Regions from separate parts of the Mus musculus genome. Here region 1 is linked to region 2. The links are chromatin loops, found by intact Hi-C in ENCODE. Cell type or tissue: left cerebral cortex. All regions are shown on one strand. Links, peaks and the distances in the headings refer to the core of each region. The heading gives the core; the rest is flanking DNA. Region 1 holds the start of Irf5 (interferon regulatory factor 5). Region 2 holds the start of Rbm28 (RNA binding motif protein 28).

Evidence for each region. Hi-C counts contacts between places; a loop is a spot of excess contacts. Peaks named below come from ENCODE experiments on the same cell type or tissue, not always from the same donor. Only the 100,000 strongest peaks of a DNase experiment are listed, where the experiment ranks them.
Region 1: a loop joins it to region 2, with 6 times the contacts of the local background. A loop is called at or near these places in 3 of 42 quality-filtered maps.

The regions. Positions count from the first base shown.
Region 1 is chr6:29,524,478-29,532,805 of GRCm38, reverse strand. It overlaps Irf5 (interferon regulatory factor 5), which reads right to left and starts at 6,181. Exons shown (of 9, transcript NM_012057.4): 1 at 6,032-6,181; 2 at 1,475-1,680. The coding sequence starts at 1,669. It overlaps Gm26627 (a long non-coding RNA gene), which reads right to left. Exons shown (of 3, transcript XR_868831.3): 3 at 8,102-8,328. In left cerebral cortex, for the core only: a CTCF peak has its summit at 7,348 (motif pointing right); a DNase peak (open chromatin) is centred at 3,531; H3K4me3 peaks cover 1,335 bases; H3K27ac peaks cover 329 bases.
Region 2 is chr6:29,162,038-29,170,365 of GRCm38, reverse strand. Rbm28 (RNA binding motif protein 28) reads left to right here and starts at 5,642. Exons shown (of 19, transcript NM_133925.2): 1 at 5,642-5,875. The coding sequence starts at 5,758. It overlaps Prrt4 (proline-rich transmembrane protein 4), which reads left to right. Exons shown (of 5, transcript NM_001101443.1): 5 at 1-1,136. The coding sequence ends at 623. In left cerebral cortex, for the core only: CTCF peaks have their summits at 3,163 (motif pointing left), 4,017 (motif pointing left) and 5,463; DNase peaks (open chromatin) are centred at 3,984 and 5,603; H3K4me3 peaks cover 1,606 bases; H3K27ac peaks cover 388 bases.

The DNA of each region.
Region 1 (8,328 bases), core at 326-8,325, 360 kb before region 2:
GTGGTAAGGATTAAGTTCAAACGCTAAAATAATAAGATTCCAAAGGTTTTAAGTTTTAAAATCAGCATCTCTTTGGTCTAACAATTTTATTAAACTCTGAACACTAGACCTCATCTGACCATTAGATCAAAAGGTAGAATTTAGGAGAGATCATGCCTGGAAGCACAATCTAAAACAGTCTGAAGTGATGGGTGACTGAGTTATACCGGGTCCTTGCAGAGGGTTATTCAATGGTCACAAAAAGTGAAGCAGATGTTTCTTGAAAAGGAAAGCTAATCCTGATATTGGGTGAAAAAAATGCAGGTTACAGTATGTGTGGGCCAGCAAAATGGCTCTCCACAGAAAGGCACTTGCCAGCCTGCCTGACAACTTGAGTTTGATTCTTGGGATTCACACTGTGGAAGGAGAGACTCAACTCTTCCAAACTGACCTCTGACCTCCGTGCACATACTCTGGGGCCTGCACACTCCCCATAAATAAGTAAGTAAAAAAATAAGGAAAAATTAAAACCTATGTGTGGGTTTGCGTGTGTTGGTGACTATCTGTAATCTACCCAAGTACTTCAGAGCTGGAGACAGAGTAACAGAGGTTCAAGGCCAGAGGCAGCTACGTAACGAGTTTAAGGCCATCCTGGACTATGTGAGAATGTTTTAAGATATATAAAATAATGAATAAATAAAGTATGGGGGTGGGGCTGTCCCTTAGTGACTGTATGTGTCTTAGCATGAGCAAGGATAGCCTTGATCCCTAGCACAAAGACATCTTTGAAAAGTTAGCTAGGCATGGTGGCACAGGCTTGCAATCCCAACACACGCTGGAAGGACAGGAAGGGGGGACTTCCACAAGTTTAAGGCCATTCTAATCTACATAGTGAGTCCCAGGCCAACCAAGAATATAGAGGGAGACCCTATATCTAAGTATATTTAAACATTCTTAAACGTGACTGGGTTCCAATTATATATTATACACTGTATATTCTGTTGTAAAACTATTTTGGTAGGGCCTGTCCAGAATTAGGGCTTGTTAGACATGGTGGTACATGTCTGTAACCCTAGCACTTGGGAGGCTGAGGCAGGAGGATGACAAGTCAAGCCAGCCTTGACTACCCAAGCGAGTCTGGTTAGCTGGGCATTATAAAGTGAGACCCTGACTCAAAACCCAGACCAAACCCAAAAAATGAGCTAGTAACTTCATTTAGTGCATGTGATATAGTATGTGTAACGTGTAGTCCAGTGTAACATAAATCAAGAGCATGGAGTGCTACACGGAGTTACAGGCTGGCCTCCCAGAGACCTTCCATCCCCACCTTGCTCTAGGCTACAGGTTAGAAAAGATGGTCCTGTGTCCCTGAGTCTAGGTGTGGGATCCCCTGAGCACTGTAGCTGGCAGGACGTGACTCTGCCTCTCTCTACTCCGGAGGGCTCTTTCCTAGGGAGGGGCTGCCCCAGAAGGCAGCACCTTATCCAAGGCTTACCTTGAAGATGGTGTTGTCCCCATCCTGGCTGGGACCATGCCTCGTGGCATGGCGCCAGGGTATATAGAAGAGTTTCTTTTCCCCGTTGACCCACTGAAGCCCTGGGTACTGGCAGCTGTTCACCTGGGCCACCAACCAGGGCTTCAGCCTCACACGGCGGGGTGGTGGGGGAATCCCTGGGGCTGAGTGGTTCATGGCAAAGGGCTCTGCGGGAGAAAGCAAAGAGGAGCTCTACAAACTGATAGCAAGATGTTCCCTGCCCTGGTGGACAGGTCAAGCGGATGAGCACCCCAGTCCTTCTAGGCGTCTGGGGCCAAGGCTGCTTTCCCTCACCTTCCTGTCACAGCTCGCGCAGCCTGTGAGTTCTGTTAGGGGAGAAGGAAACTCCCGTGCTAGTGGGTGCTGTGGGCCACCCATTCTTGAGTGCAGTCAGTATCCAGCCGCTGCTTCACTAGAGAATTGTCCCAGGTGTCTTATTCCCCATGTCAAGCCACCCATCTCTGTCAAGGCAAACCTGGCTCCCTTGCATAGAGGTGGGCCAGCGAAATCCACGGGTACTTCTCTAGGGTTGGCTATTCCACCATGCTGTATCTGTCCTGCCTTGCCCAGCTTTTCTCTCTGCATCTTACTCAACTTCTTTCCCCTGAAACTGCCCTTCCCCGTCCCTCCTAACAAATCCTCTAAACTAAACGTCTGTCACAGGCTTCTAACACAAGCTGGCCTTAGACAGGAGCAGACCGTGGGAGAGGGGTTAGGGACAGGTTCGTTCACAGGACTCTGAGTTTTGGGCCTTTTGGTTAAGATCACCTGTAGCCCTGGCATTTCTCCTCAGTTCTTTCAGGAATGAAGCTTTCTTCCCCCTTGAACTCTTTATAAAAATCCCACTCATCCACTCCAGTGACACCGGGTACCTGGCTTAGATGGTGCCACCCTGAAGCCATCAGTGGACTTGAGTCTGGCTCCTGCTACTGCCTTCACATCCATTCGGTGCTCCTGTTTACAGACCAGTGCCATACACGTGGTGGCAGGAAGTGCAGACCAGGTCTAACAGCTTCCTGTTGCCATGTATTGTAATGCTTCACACTGGCCTGGTTGCCCCCAGGGAGGAAGAGAGTCTCATGCAGACACAAGTGATTCTATGTATCCTTGCCCCCCAGATTATCCCTGACTGGCTAATAAAGATGCCAACAGCCTGAAGCTGGGCAGAAGAGAGATAGGCAGAGTTCCTTGGTCTGAGGGGAGACAACAAGGTAGAGGGAGGAGAAAACGCCTCATGAAAGCATGGCCACGAGGGCTGGCCGATTGGAATTAAGAGCAGCTAAGTTGGAACATGGAGGGGTTCTTGATGGGGAAGAAGACATTAGAGCATGAAGGGTGATATGTGCCCGGCTCTGGTACACTAAAGGATCGTTATAAATATAAAAGCTGAGTGCCTTTTATCTGGGAACTGAATGATCAAAGGCAAGGTAGTCCACCCCCCCCCCATTGAGATTAAATATTGCCACAACAGCTTTCCATTGGAGGTAAGCACTTTGGCAGGCCACAGTCTCTATCTCACTAGAGTTATGTGCACAGGACCCATGAAACCCTGGTGCTCTTCCCTCTACCTGCTCCCTCTCCTCCTGACAGAACCTGTAACTTAGAGCTCCCTCCCTCTCACCCATCTTCCCTCCTGGGAAGCTCTTTCCTGCCCTTGACCATATTCTTGATCTTGAACTCTTGAACTTGGGGTGGGGGTGGGGCGGGGTTCAGAAACAGAGAAGAGGAAGGCTGCGGTGCCAGCAGCTCCTGGGAAGACACTCTCTCATTCAGCCAGTTAAAGAACAAAACAAAACTCAGCAGACTTACTTGGGTTTTGCAGCATGGAGCCCCAGTTTCCCCTGCAATTCCCCCACCTAGTGTCTTCTGGGTTGTGGCTACTACATGCCACATCCAGGCTAGCGGAGCGACCCTCTACAGACTTCAGAGCACTTCAGAGCAGTGCATACCTCAGCGGCCAGAGACCCAGGAATAGCACTGCCAGCTTTGGACAGAGAGCGTGGAAAGGCTCCCAGCCCTGCCCCCAAGCTTAAGAAGAGGTGGCTTAGTTCCTCTTTCTGCGCCAGCCTCCACCCTGACCTAAGGGAAATGAAAGTAGCCCGATGGGACAACTCAGAGATCTGACTCACTCGGCTGACCCACCCCCACCCCATCCTCAACATCATCCTCTCTGTCTCCCATTATAGCTCCTAAGCAGCTCTGATCTTAGAATGGAGGGTGATGTACACACACACACACACACACACACACACACACACACACACACACACAGAGAGAGAGAGAGAGAGAGAGAGAGAGAGAGTCATGTCAAGAGTAGTATGAACAGGAAGAGCAGAGCACTCACTGCCCTGCTTCGGAGACCAAGAAGGAGCCAAGGAACACTGCAGCTTTCTTTCTGTCTCAGCCTGATGATGATAAATTAAATCAGAGAAAGGTTTTGAAATTGTTGCTCTGGCCTCAGTGTTAGGAAGCGGCAGTCCCTTCTAATGGAGTAGTGACGTAGAGAAATGATCCCCACAGCAAGCCAGGGCCATGAGAGGAGGGTGTGTTCATCTAGGGGCAGAAGGCACCACCTGCAGCTAGATGCACAGGAGCCTCGCCCTGAGCAGGACCAAGTTCAGCATCTACCCCACAGAAGCTCCCTCCTGCCCAACAAAAAAGGCTTAGATCTAAGTCAGATCCTGCCTGCCAGTTCACAATTGCAGCGTCTAAACATGACTGCCCGCTCCTGGGTCTGGAGGTTTTGAATAAGAGCAGTGCTGACACACAACGCAGACTGAGATGTCTGGCTATGAGCCCTAAAAAGGAGAAACGAACAGAGCCCCCACCATCTTCCATGTCAGACCTCAGGAAGTATCCCACATGTGATGGGGCATGGAAGCAGCCCTTGAATCCCGACTGCGATGGAGAGTCCCCATAGCTCACCCCAAGGTCATGAAGTCCCAGGAGAGGCTGCCTGGGCAGTCAGATCACTGAGAACTCCGGAGCTGGTGGGGAGAAGCTGCCATAACGGAAGGAATAAAGGCAGAGCTTCGAACCCCTCCTGTCTCTCGAATTGTCCCGTTCTAAACCCCACACCCAGTTCAAGGCAACATCCAGGGGTTACCTGCAGTAGGCATGAGCATAAATCCCGCCCTCTCCAGGTGAGCGACACACCCGGGGCCCTGCCCCTTCAGAGTGCACACAGGCTGAGATTCTGGGGCAGCAGGTGCGGCAGGAAGAACCCTCTCCCGGCTTCCTCCCAGGGGCAGGCTGGGGGAAGGCCAGAGTTCAAGGGAAAACCCCCGAAGGACTTTTAGTTAATAGGAGTGGTCTCCTACCTATCTCTTTCCTAGACTTTAGCCAGGAGCTTAGGGAGTAGAGAGGGCGAATGCTGTACTGTATCACACAGGTCCTCATGCGAGGCTTTTAGCCTCTCCAGCCTCCGTCAGCCCCGTCCACATCCTTTCTGGTCCTGATCACTTATCCTCACTTTGGAGTTCAGGCCAGGTCGTTCCCTCCTGATCATCCCGGCAGACTCCACCCGGGGCATAACGCGGAGGGAAGGGGGGTGGGGGTGGGAAGGAACCTGGGTCAGCCCCTGGAGTCATCGCGGGGTTACTGGCTTAGTGTCCGTTCCTGGTCCGCTCCTCTGGACCGGGACGTGTCCGCCTTGCTATGCCAGGAGGAGGCCAAGAAAGCCCCCACTTCCACCCCTGCTACTAGGTACCCGCTCTGGGTCCTCTGGAGGTTCGAGAGACACCTGGAGTCTGGGAGACATCTGCACCGAGGGCGAATACTGGCCCGGGACATCTCTCCGCCTGCGTTTCGGCCCAACTACACTTTCCCTTCACGTTCAGATTCTAAGTTGTTACTTCTTAAGTTTAGGGGCAGGCCGTCAAGAAACTAGACCAAGCATTAATCAGCCCCCGCCCCGATTCTTCTCAACAGCTAAGAATAAATCGTCGTCCCCTTTTGAGCTACGAGTCAAGGAGCAGAGCCTCTATTTGACAACGTCTCCCCTCAAACTCTATTCCCACAGATTCCTGTCCTTGGCTTTAAGATCCTTGGGAGGGATCGCTGCTTGACACCTCAACCTCTTTAGTCGAAAAAGTGAGGTGTGGCCGGGGAGGAGAGACGAGCTGTGTGCCGACAGGGTCGGGGTCGGAAACTCGCTCCTCCCTGGTCCCCGCCAGACTGTGACAGGGCGCTTGGCATCCTTGACCCTGGCGAGGCGCAGTGGGGATGTCCACTGGGCCCTTGGGACTTTCCCCGAGCATGCGAACGTTGGCGGCCGGAGCCCGGCACTCCGAGCTGGCCTGGTGCGGAGCGCCTTGGAGCCATTCGCGCTGGCCCGGCGCCGCCTTCGATCATCGCCCACCGCGGAGGAGCGGGATCCCGACCCCGCTGGCCCCGTTGGCAGGTGCCCGGGGCGTGCAGGTCGCCGTGGGTCGGAGCCGTGGCTTGGCTGAAGCCCGGGGCTGTTCCCACCGCCCTCGGGGCGAGGAGCCCAACACAGCCCACAGCCCCGGGACCTACCTGTTTGCTGTGCGCCCGCGGGGAGCCTGGAGCCCCGGCCTGGCGCTGCGGCCGAGCTGAGCTCTCGCCGAGCTGCACCGCCCGCGGGTCGCCCAGCCCGCCCCGCACTTCCGCATCGCGCCGCCCCCGCCCGGGGCAGCGCCCCGCCCCGCCCCTCGCCACCACCCCGCGCCCCGGGCCCCTACCCATCCACCGCCCACCGCGGGGAAGCCCGGGGCCTCCGCGAGACCGCAGACAGCTCGGCGCCCCTCGCCGGGCTCCTTTGGGAATCCGGGGAGACAGAGTCATCCATCACCCAGTCCCCAGATACCCTGTAGCCTGTCCTCACCTAGTCCGCGCCCGCCTGGAGCTGGAGATCCGCTGCGCGCGGGCGTCGATGGAGCCACACTCCAGGGCATTGGGAGACCCCTGAGAGCTCCCTTTCAACATACCTTGGGCCACTCTGTCTCCTCAGCCTTAACACTGGCCCTCCGGACCGCTCCAACTCACCATGTGACTGACAAGCCCACCTCTTCTTTTGCCCTTACCTTCACCGTGGTTTGGGTTTGCCCTTTGAGCGGGTTCCCACCCCCACCCCGACCTCCCGGTTCCATAAACGGGCCTTCCTGTCCGAGTCGATGCTGGCCTCAACTTCCACACATCCTGTTCATGTAGGAACATTATTCGCTGATTCTCACTCTTCAACTTTTGGGTCAGCATCATATTATTTGATAGTCTAAGTGTTTTTTCCAGGAAGGTCTACCCCTTCCTTGAGTCAGCTTTTGGTTTGTTGTGTTTTGGTGTAATTTGTTGATTGGTTTGGAGGAGGGGTGGAGACGACTTCCAGAGTCTTTCCGTTTGATTTTTCCATATGATTTTAACGTCTAATTTCCACTGAAATTCAGCTTAGTTGGGAACCAACCCTGTCTTGCATGGTTCATGATCTATAGTAATTTTTATTTTTATATTTGTATTTTACTGATAATGGAACCCAGGACCTTGCACATTCTAAGCAAGCACTGTGCTACTAAGTGCCTGCCTTCTCTGCCCTGTCATAATTCTAAAGGGTTATTGTATTTGTTTCTTGGGTTTTAACTCTTTTAAGGGTAAAAAGTTGTGTTGCCGGTGCTGGTCTCCAACTCCAGGAATCAAACGATTTTCCTGGCTCAGATGCCTTGAGTAGCTGAGATTTGGTGTAGCATCGCAGGCAGCTTAACTAAAGATATAAGCACATATATTTTAAATGTTTACCATCTTAATTCTTTTTAGTGATTTATTTTATTTTTTATGTATATGAGTATTTTGTCAGCATGCATGTGCATCGTGAACATGCAGTTCCTGCAGAGACCAGAAGAGGGCGCTGGATTCTCTGGAACTGGAGTTAGAGACTGTTGTGAGCGAGGGGGTGTGGGTGCTGAGATCTGAATCCAGGTCTACTGCAAGAACAGCAGATGCTCTTAACTACCAAGCTATCTCTTCGGTCCTAGAGATATTTTTAATACACAAATATTCTGAATGAATTGTTAAATTAAAATGTTATTACATTTATTTTGTGTGTACATCTGTGGGTACACATAAGCATGAGTATGTCAGAGGACAACTTCAGCCAGTTCTCTCCTTCATATGCCTGGCCCAGGGACTGAACTAAGGCTGTCAGGCTTGCCAGCCATCTTGTTTACCCCCCCCCCCCCCACACACACACCCCATTGTTCACTTTAGCTAGCAAGTAAAATATATACATTGTAGACATACTGTTTACCCTCTACATTTAAAGCCTTAGATTGCTGACAGATACCGTGGTATTAATTAATTAGAATTGTGGCTTCTTCCTTAACCTCTGCTGCCTTCCCAGGGATGTCTGGATTAGACTTCAATGAGCAGAGAGAATCCAGTGGGTTTGTTTTTGTTTTCCTTCTCTCTATATATCTCCCCCTCCTTTCACTGTAGCTGAATATAAAATGGAAATATATTATTTGTATCTGCTGAATATATTACCCTCTCATATATGCTAGGCACTCTATCACTGAGCCATGTGTCCTTCTGTTTCACATTTTTAAAATTAAAACTCTGGGTGGATCCAGTCACAGTGGCGCATGTCTGCACTGGGGCAGCTGAGGCCTAAACTCAGCGGCAGGCCATAAGATAAACGGGGCTCCGAAAAGATTCTGCTCCATTCAGATCCTGTCTTCCCTGACAAGGAGCCCCTTAGCCAAAAACTGCCCTGAGCCAGAGACCTGTTTCTGGAGGAAGGAAAGGGGTAGTGCTCATTCAGTGAACAGAACTCCAGCTATTCCAAGAACGAAGAGTCCCCTAGGCTC
Region 2 (8,328 bases), core at 150-8,149:
GGGGCTTTGAAGGTGCCGGGGCCAACCCAACGCAGTCAACAGCCTCCTCCCCTAGCAGCGATTGCACCGTGGACTTCCGCCCGCCCTCACCTATCAACCTGCGGCGCAGCATCGAGGAAGCCCTCTGCAGCGAGGCACTTCTGGCTCCTGGTCTCTTTCAGGGCCCTGCCTTTGGGGAAGCCCTGCCTGGGCTCGGTCTCTACCGCACCATCTCATTGGGGAACAAGATAGGGGCAGGACCCAGTGAGAAGTCCGAGAATGTCCCTGGATCCCCAGCACCTCCTGAGCTTCCCTCTCCCGGGGCCTGGCCTCCCGGCAGCAGCGCCTCATCTGGCTCTCTGTGTGGACTCTCACGGGACAGCTCGTCCATGCTTCTGTGTTCCAGCCCCGACAGGCCCCCTCGCTGTCCCTTAGTCTGTGTCCTCAGTCCCCCGCGGCCCTCAGAAAGCAGCCCCAGCCTCCCAGCCTCAGGATCCTACCAGGCCCTATCCCCACCCTCCCGCGACTCCCCAGAACATGCTTCTGAACTGCAGGCTGAGGAGGCATTGCTGCAAGAGCAATTCCTGGATGCTTGTCGACAGATTGATGAGCTGAGCATGGGCAGCGACACCATAGACCTGTGAAAAGGCAGCTATCTCACAGCCAAGTCTTTGCCCCCCCCCCCCTCTCCACTTTCTGGCATCTGATCTGCTCAAGACCTCCTCACTGTAACAATTCTCCAATTCTGCCTGGTTCAGATAACTCTGATTCTTTCCCATCCAGGGGCCCCTGGGTGGGTGGGTCAGCAACCAGGCTCTATGCATTGGGAATCAGTGCCAAGTTCTCTGGAGCCATGGGGTGCTAATGCCCCTAGCTGCAACTTTAGGGTGGCAGGGTTCTACTTTCCTTGGCTGTCACCAGCAATAAAGCTCCAAGGTGCTCCACTCCTGACCACCATGTCCCTTACCCTGGTGCTGAGTGAAACAGCTATCTTCAAAAGGCTTATAGTGCCCTGTCTGGGCTTCATACCCACCTCTGCCATCTCTTCATGGAACTGTTCCCTAACGATGGAGCTGTGGCCCAACAGACTTTATCGCAACTGATTGGGAAATGAGCGTTTTCAGAGTCAATGTATCAATAAAATATTTTTCAGAGGAGAATGTTCTGACCTTCTTGGAAAAGCTTGGGGGGGGGGGCAGCTACAACCTCAGCAGCTCCACCAGAGTTTCTACCTCAGACTCCCAGGGACCTTCACACGAAAATGAGGACTCTTCTGGGGAATGAGTCTTGAGACAAGCCCTTGGAAGCCGCTCATCTGACTGCCTGGCAAATGTCTTTTCCTAAAGGAGACAGGGTCCTGAGAGGTGGGAGTCAGAGACTCTTTAGCACTTGGCAAAATGCCTTTGTCCACAGGAGCCCTGCATCAGATCTTAGGAGATAGCTTCCTAGGAGCTAGTTAATAATAAAGATCTTCATAGAAATGGGGGCACACTTGTTAAAGGGCCTGATTGCTTCCGTTGGGCCAGCCAACAACCTGTCTGCCAAGTTCCCATAAGAATTTGCAAAGAGGAAGCTGTCTATTCTCATCAACAGGGAGTCTTTGAGGCTGGTCTTACAAGGACCTCATCCCCATTTCCCACAGAGCTCTCATCTCTGATCCTCAGTAGAGAAAAATCTGTCTTCACTGCCCACCTCTTGCCCCAGCCCCAGCTCAGTTCTCAAAGAAAGATCACCCTGCAGGGACCCATTAGCACATCCAGCCACCAGCTACAGCGTATCTGCCCCTTTCCTGAAGCATTTAGCCTCCAGTTATATATACTCTGCATTTGTCATCTGGCTAAAATGTAATGGTTTACGGTGGCAGGGTCTTGGATCAGGTTTGAAAATGAAAAGCTGGCAGTGTTTGGCGGATGTCCTGCATATCACATAGAGACCTGGAGAGGCATACACATCAAGATCAAAGTGGAAAAAAAAAACAAACAAACAGGAAGCTTCCTAATCTCTCTCTCTCTCTCTCTCTCTCTCTCTCTCTCTCTCTCTCTCTCTCTCTCACACACACACACACACACACACAATCACACATGCACCAAACTTGGATCACCAGCTCATGGAGTTTGGAGATAGGCGCCAAGGAGCCAAAAGGAATACAGAAAGGGAGGTGGGGAGGGGCTGAAGCTCTTGTTCCCTGCAGATGAAGATCTGTCTTGATTGAGGACAGTATCCAGGGCCTCAAGACCTCAGAGGGAGGAGGGAAGCCAGGACCATCTAAGGGAGGGTAAGAGTCCTGATAGAGAAGAGAAATTTGAAGCAGCAGTGCAGGTGAGGCTGAGGGATGGACCTGGAGTGGTCCTGACCGTGCCTCCTCCATCACCTGGCTCAGTGTGGCTCAGACATTCTTGCTGCATCCTCACTCTGGGCTGAGGCCCAGAGAACTGCCAGTTTCCTAATTACAGGCATTTCTCACTGGGTGTCATAGTGGCTGCAGTGGGCCCGGCATTGGCACTGCATTGTGTCATGCAAGGGATGCTTGCTGCTCTGGGAAATTGTCTCCTTCTTACCCCATTGCCCCTCCCAGCTGCCTGTCCTCTGCTTCCGCTTACACCCAGCCCCTCTGTCATCCCTTCCTCACACTCATCCTCTCCAGCTGCTTGGTCTTTCCCATTCTCCTCACTGAATCTAATTGGCTCCATGTACTTCTCTCCCCTGAGCACAGCAGTCAAATCTGGAGCCTCCCCATCCAGTCTGACTCCGTTCATCTCTCACAGATACTTGCTTTTTTCTCGTCTGAGAGCTCTGAATGCAGCTGATGAGAAAGGAGGCCAGAGGAACATTTCTCAGTACTCACCAGATCCGACACTTTGTTAATTTTCCTTCATATAAATCACTCCCAGTTAAAACTTTTTTTTTTTTTTAACTTCAGAGAACTTGAGTTTCTGGCACCCACCTTGAGCTACTCGCAATCACCATCAACTTCAAACCAAGGAGATCTGATGATGTCTTTTGTCCTTCGTGTACACATCTCTCATCCACACACACCCCTACAAATAAAAATAAAAACAAAATTAAAAAAAAATCCCTGGGCTGGAGAAATGGCTCAGCCGTTAAGAGCACCGACTGCTCTTCCAGAGGTCCCGAGTTCAATTCCCAGCAACCACATGGTGGCTCACAATCATCTGTAATGGGATCCGATGCCCTCTTCTGGTATGGCTCAGGACAGCTACAGTGTACTCATAAAATAAATAAAATCTTTTTAAAAATTAAAACAAATCCCTAGCTTTTTCACACACAAAGAAGCCAAGACTTCAGTTAGCTGCGCATTTTATCTTGTGCCTTATTTCTTACCCAAAGCAGGCTTCTCAGAAGGAATAGAGTTAGATCCTAATGCATACATCCTACAGTTTCAATATCGGTACTTGGAGGGTCTGAATGATAAACTTTCATTCATTCATGAATTAATCCACTCCCTTAAAATTATTTGTTGAAGGCTCAAATATATCAGGTGATGAGACTGAAAAAGGCAGAGAAGGAAACAAACTATGAATGTTTGATATGCAGAGGAAAGGCAAGCACTAATAGAAGAGTCATTATAGCACAAACAATTATTACAGTTGTGAGAAGTGGGGAGAATAAGAACTACCTAATCTTATAGAAGGCTCAGCCTTTGGGGAGAGTGAGGAGTGGAGCCAGAGGGAAAGCCTAAGGACATCCCAGGCTTCTCTTCTTTCCTTCCCAGGCTTCACTACAGTGATGGATGAGGGATAGGTCTGCAGTTTATTTCCCTTGGAAGCCACCTTGCAGGGTTCCATGACTCCTGCTATTTAATAAAGAACACTGCATGAGTCCTGAGTAGATGGATGAGCAAATATTCTTGGCTGAAGAACCATATGCCCTTCCTGATATGCATGGCTAGAAGGGGAGGAGGCAGGAGACAGATGGGGGATCCACATCTGAATAAAGGGGAAGATGAGAAGGCTCAGTTTTACTGTGTATTCTGAGGGACACAGAACCCTGACTATGGGTATATGCTGCCCCCTGATGGATGTAGGGAAACAGTTTAGTCTTTGTCCTTTAAGGAAAAATTGGACTTAGGGTATTTAGAACGGTTGTTTGTTTGTTTGTTTGTTTGTTGAGGGGAGAGGAGGATTACAAATGGATATTAAATTCTTCCCCCTTTATCTACCACAGCTATGACTAGGTCCCCCAATACAAGTTTGTATTTGAGGATAGAATTTGATTCTTGGTTGTTGTTGTTTTCCGAAACAGGGTCTCTCTGTGTAGCCCTGGCTGTCCTGGAACTTGCTTTGTAGACCAGGTTGGCCTCGAACTCAGAGATCCGCCTGCCTCTGCCTCCCGAGTGCCGGGATTAAAGGCGTGCGCCACCACTGCCCCACTTAGAATTTGATTCTTGAGGAGGATGTGGAATTCCAAACCAATTTTGTTTAAAAGATTCTACTTCTTTTGCCCACTTTACTTTTTATGTAAGATAGGATCGACTTTATGGTAGCCTTGACAATCTGTTTTGTATTTCAGTGCCTTTTCTTCTGATTTATCTATTTAAAATATAACTGTGGTGGGGGTTCTTTTTCTAAAAGCACATATTAATTATTTGAAGCCTACTAGGACTTCATAAATTTCATGCTTAGCACATTCCTCCCACCACTACTACCTACACGTCATCCATCCATCCATCCATCCATCCATCCGTCCATCCATTATATTGAATGTGGATAACTCTTGGGGATTTTCACTGTGCCTTTCATCTTTTGTGGTGTTTTCTACCTACTGAGCTGTTGTAACTTAAAAGTAAAGACTTTAAAAGTGCCTAGGGTACTTTTTGCAGCTAGGCATTCTGCAAGCACAGCATTTTTCCATGTAAGACAGACAGTGAAGCCCACTGAGTGTTAAACACTGTGGGTAGCCTCCAGTCTGTCTGATAAACAGACATAAATGAAGATCTTCTGTCTCTGGGCAGCAGTGCATCCTAGGTCTGTGCATATAGCTGGGTGTTATGTTTGGCTTCCGTGTGCTCTGATGTGATCTTGCAGAGATTTTGTAAGATTTTAAAAATAAACGTCTGTCTCTCACTCTGGACTCTATTTTATATGACGGCAGGGACCATGTCTTTTTTTTTCGGCAATGAATTTTACTCCTAATATATAAGTAGGAGCTCAATCAGTAAGAATTGAAAATATGATTTCGTACGTAGTATTTGTTCTCTGGGGATTTTAGTAGATACAATTTGTCTCTGCGGCCAAGTGACAGTTTGTCTCATGTTTTCTGAGGACATGTGACTAGTTCAAATTATGTATGTTACATGCTTGTGTCTATGACGTTTTGCATATGTGTTTTTTTCCCCCCGCGTGATATGTGGCAACTCTTCAGAAAAAAACTTATTGAACACCCACTCTATGTCAGATGAGGGCAGGCTTAGGGGGAAAATGACTTCTGCCTGCTTTGGTGAATTTGGGGTCGAGTTCCTAAATGAAAGATTTTAAGAGAATTTTAAGCTGTTGATGTCAAGTTTCCCCCAGTGGCGGGGGCGGTGCTGGGACTGCACAGAGACCGTCGTTCAAGAAGCTCCGCCCCCAGGACGTCATTTTTCTTTTTCTTTCCGGAACTATTCCTTCCAGTCTGCGTTTCCTCCCGGACTCTTTTGAGCAAAGAGGACTTCCTGAATTTCCCGGCAACTCGGCACCGCCTTCCTGCCAGAGCTCATCCCAGCCCTCGCTCGCGCCGGCGTGAGGTGCTCGCAGCCTCACGCGCTTGTCTCTCGGTCTCATGGCCGGTCTGACTTTATTCGTGGGCCGTCTCCCGCCCTCGGCTCGCAGCGATCAGCTGGAAGAGCTGTTCAGTCAGGTGGGTCCGGTGAAGCAGTGCTTCGTGGTGACAGAGAAAGGTAAGGAGTGGGATGGTGCAGAGGGCATGTGCAAAGGTATGGGAACAACCCAATTTCAGGGAGCTCTATAGTTATGATCTGTTTGTTTTGAGACAGGGCTCTCACTCTTTAGCCCTAACTGGCCTCGGATTCGCTACCGGTAGCCCGTGTGCTTCTGCCTCCTGAATCCTCCGATTAATGACGTGAGCCATCCCAGCAAGTTCTTTGCTCTCTCCAGAAGTACGGGACCGGGAGCTAAGATTCTTTTCTAAACGGACTCAGCTGGAGATCGGCCAATAAGGTTGATTTATGAAAGGCAAAGCACTCACTTAACGTTTCCATTGCGTTTTCCCCTTTATTACGCGTGTTCAGGAGTTCAAACGCAGGCCCATTAGCTTGGAGTAATGGTAGTAATCCCAGCATCTGGGAAGGCTGTGGCAGGAGGATTGCTGGTAATTCGAGGACAGCCAGGTCTATATAATAGCGAGTTCAGGACAACTTGGATTACATAGCGAGACCCCGTCTTCAACAAACATCCCAAAGTAACGTTTAATAAAGCACCAGTGCGGCTTATTGAGATGGCTGCTAGGCCGGAAGAGTGCTTAGTTTGACATGGGTTAACTTACTTAATGTTCTCAACAATCTTATAGGACAAAGAGCCTTAACCCCATTTTTTTTAAATAAAGGAATATAATCTTTAAAGACATTAAATGGTCTGGAGTTGATCTGGCTAGTGAGAGGACTCAGTTTGATTAGCACGTTAGCACATCCTATGCATTCATCTGTTTATTTATTTATTACTTGTTGGATGCCAACTGTATTTTAGAACATTGCTGGCTGCCCTTAGGATACAACAGGTGTGTGACACTAAATCACTGACGCAGATTCTGTTCTCATACACTTATGGTTTGAAAGACAGCCAACAAATAGCCAAACTATATGTTGATAATGGTGATAAATTTATGCTAAGGAGAAAAGTCAAAAGAGGGAATGTGTGTGTGTAGATAGGGTGGCTAGGGAAGACCTGTTTGAGGAGAGTGAACTAAGAACTGGGGGGATAAAACAGTCTGAATTCAGGAAACAGCAACCTTGAGGATATTAAAGCAAGTATGTCCTTGTGTGAGAAGAGAGCTTGGTGGCCAGGGTGACGAGGAAGTGAATGAAGGTGTGACAGGAGATTCGATCACACTGAGTCCTCAGATTGTGGTGTTTACTAGAAAATCCTATTTCTAGTTGTGTGGCTCAGCTTCAGCACACACCTTTAATCCCAAACAATTGTAGAAGGAAGCACCCATGTTTGAAAGTAATATCTAATTGAGAGACAGATAAAATGAAAGACTTGGCAGAAGAATAAATTATGTCCAACTTTCACGAGTACATCGAGAAGAGATCTCAGGACCCACTTCAACCTGATAGACAGAAAGAACCAACTCCTACCAGATTTTTCCCATACTTTTGCACACACATAAGTAAATAAATGTTACAACACTAATGTTGTGCCAGGAGTGGTGGTATCTGACTGTAATCCCAGCACTTAGTAAGTGGAGGCAGGAGGATCAGGAAGTTGAGGCCTACTTGGGTTATATAAGACGTTGTCCTCAAAAGACAAAACAAGAAAGAAACATTCATTTAAAAGGACATTAATGCCGGGCGTGGTGGTGCATGCCTTTAATCCCAGCACTCGGGAGGCAGAGGCAGGTGGATTTCTGTGTTCTTGGTCTAAATCCTTACAGTCTCTCATACCCCTTTTAAGAAAATGTATGAGCTTCCTATCCAGGCAAGTGAGATGTACTAGAAACAACTGTTGCACTCCTGTGTAGAGGAGAGGTGGGTGTTTTATAATGGGGTTAGCATGGCACTTAGAATTGTGAGGGTCTGAATGTGTGTGGCAGTTCTTCGTGGAGACACAGTTACTGTTTTGCCTTTATTTGGGCACTAACCTCACAGATGAGCAGCTATATTTTTATTGTACTTATGGAGAAGTGGGGAGGGTCTTTTTTTGTTTGTTCGTTTTTTTCTTATTTCTTGAAAGATGAGTGATAGGCTTTTGTGAGAGGAAGTTCTAAGAGAAAAGAAACCAATCTTCACGTGTTATGTGTAGTTTTAAAAAAACACATTACTGCCTTGCCCAGGAGCTGCCACCCCTTGGCCCTTCCTGGCTCGCTTTTGTCTCTCCTGGCTTAGCTCTAGGATCTGCACTGCCAGCACTTACCTGGCTTCTCTTTCTTACCCACCTTTGCTCCTGGAGGAGTTGAGTTATCAGCCCACTCCCGAGACCCTTGAATCCGTGGATAAAAGACACACACACTGTTCCGTTACCTTTATAACTTGCATCTAGGCACAATTGTTGGGCGCAGATACCTCCTGCCTGGAAATATGTGCCCTTTTCATTTATCATCTCTGTCTCTCCTTCACCCTAAACTTAGTGGCTTGCATCAGCTAGCCCCCACCAACATCCTTGGCCCCTGCCCATT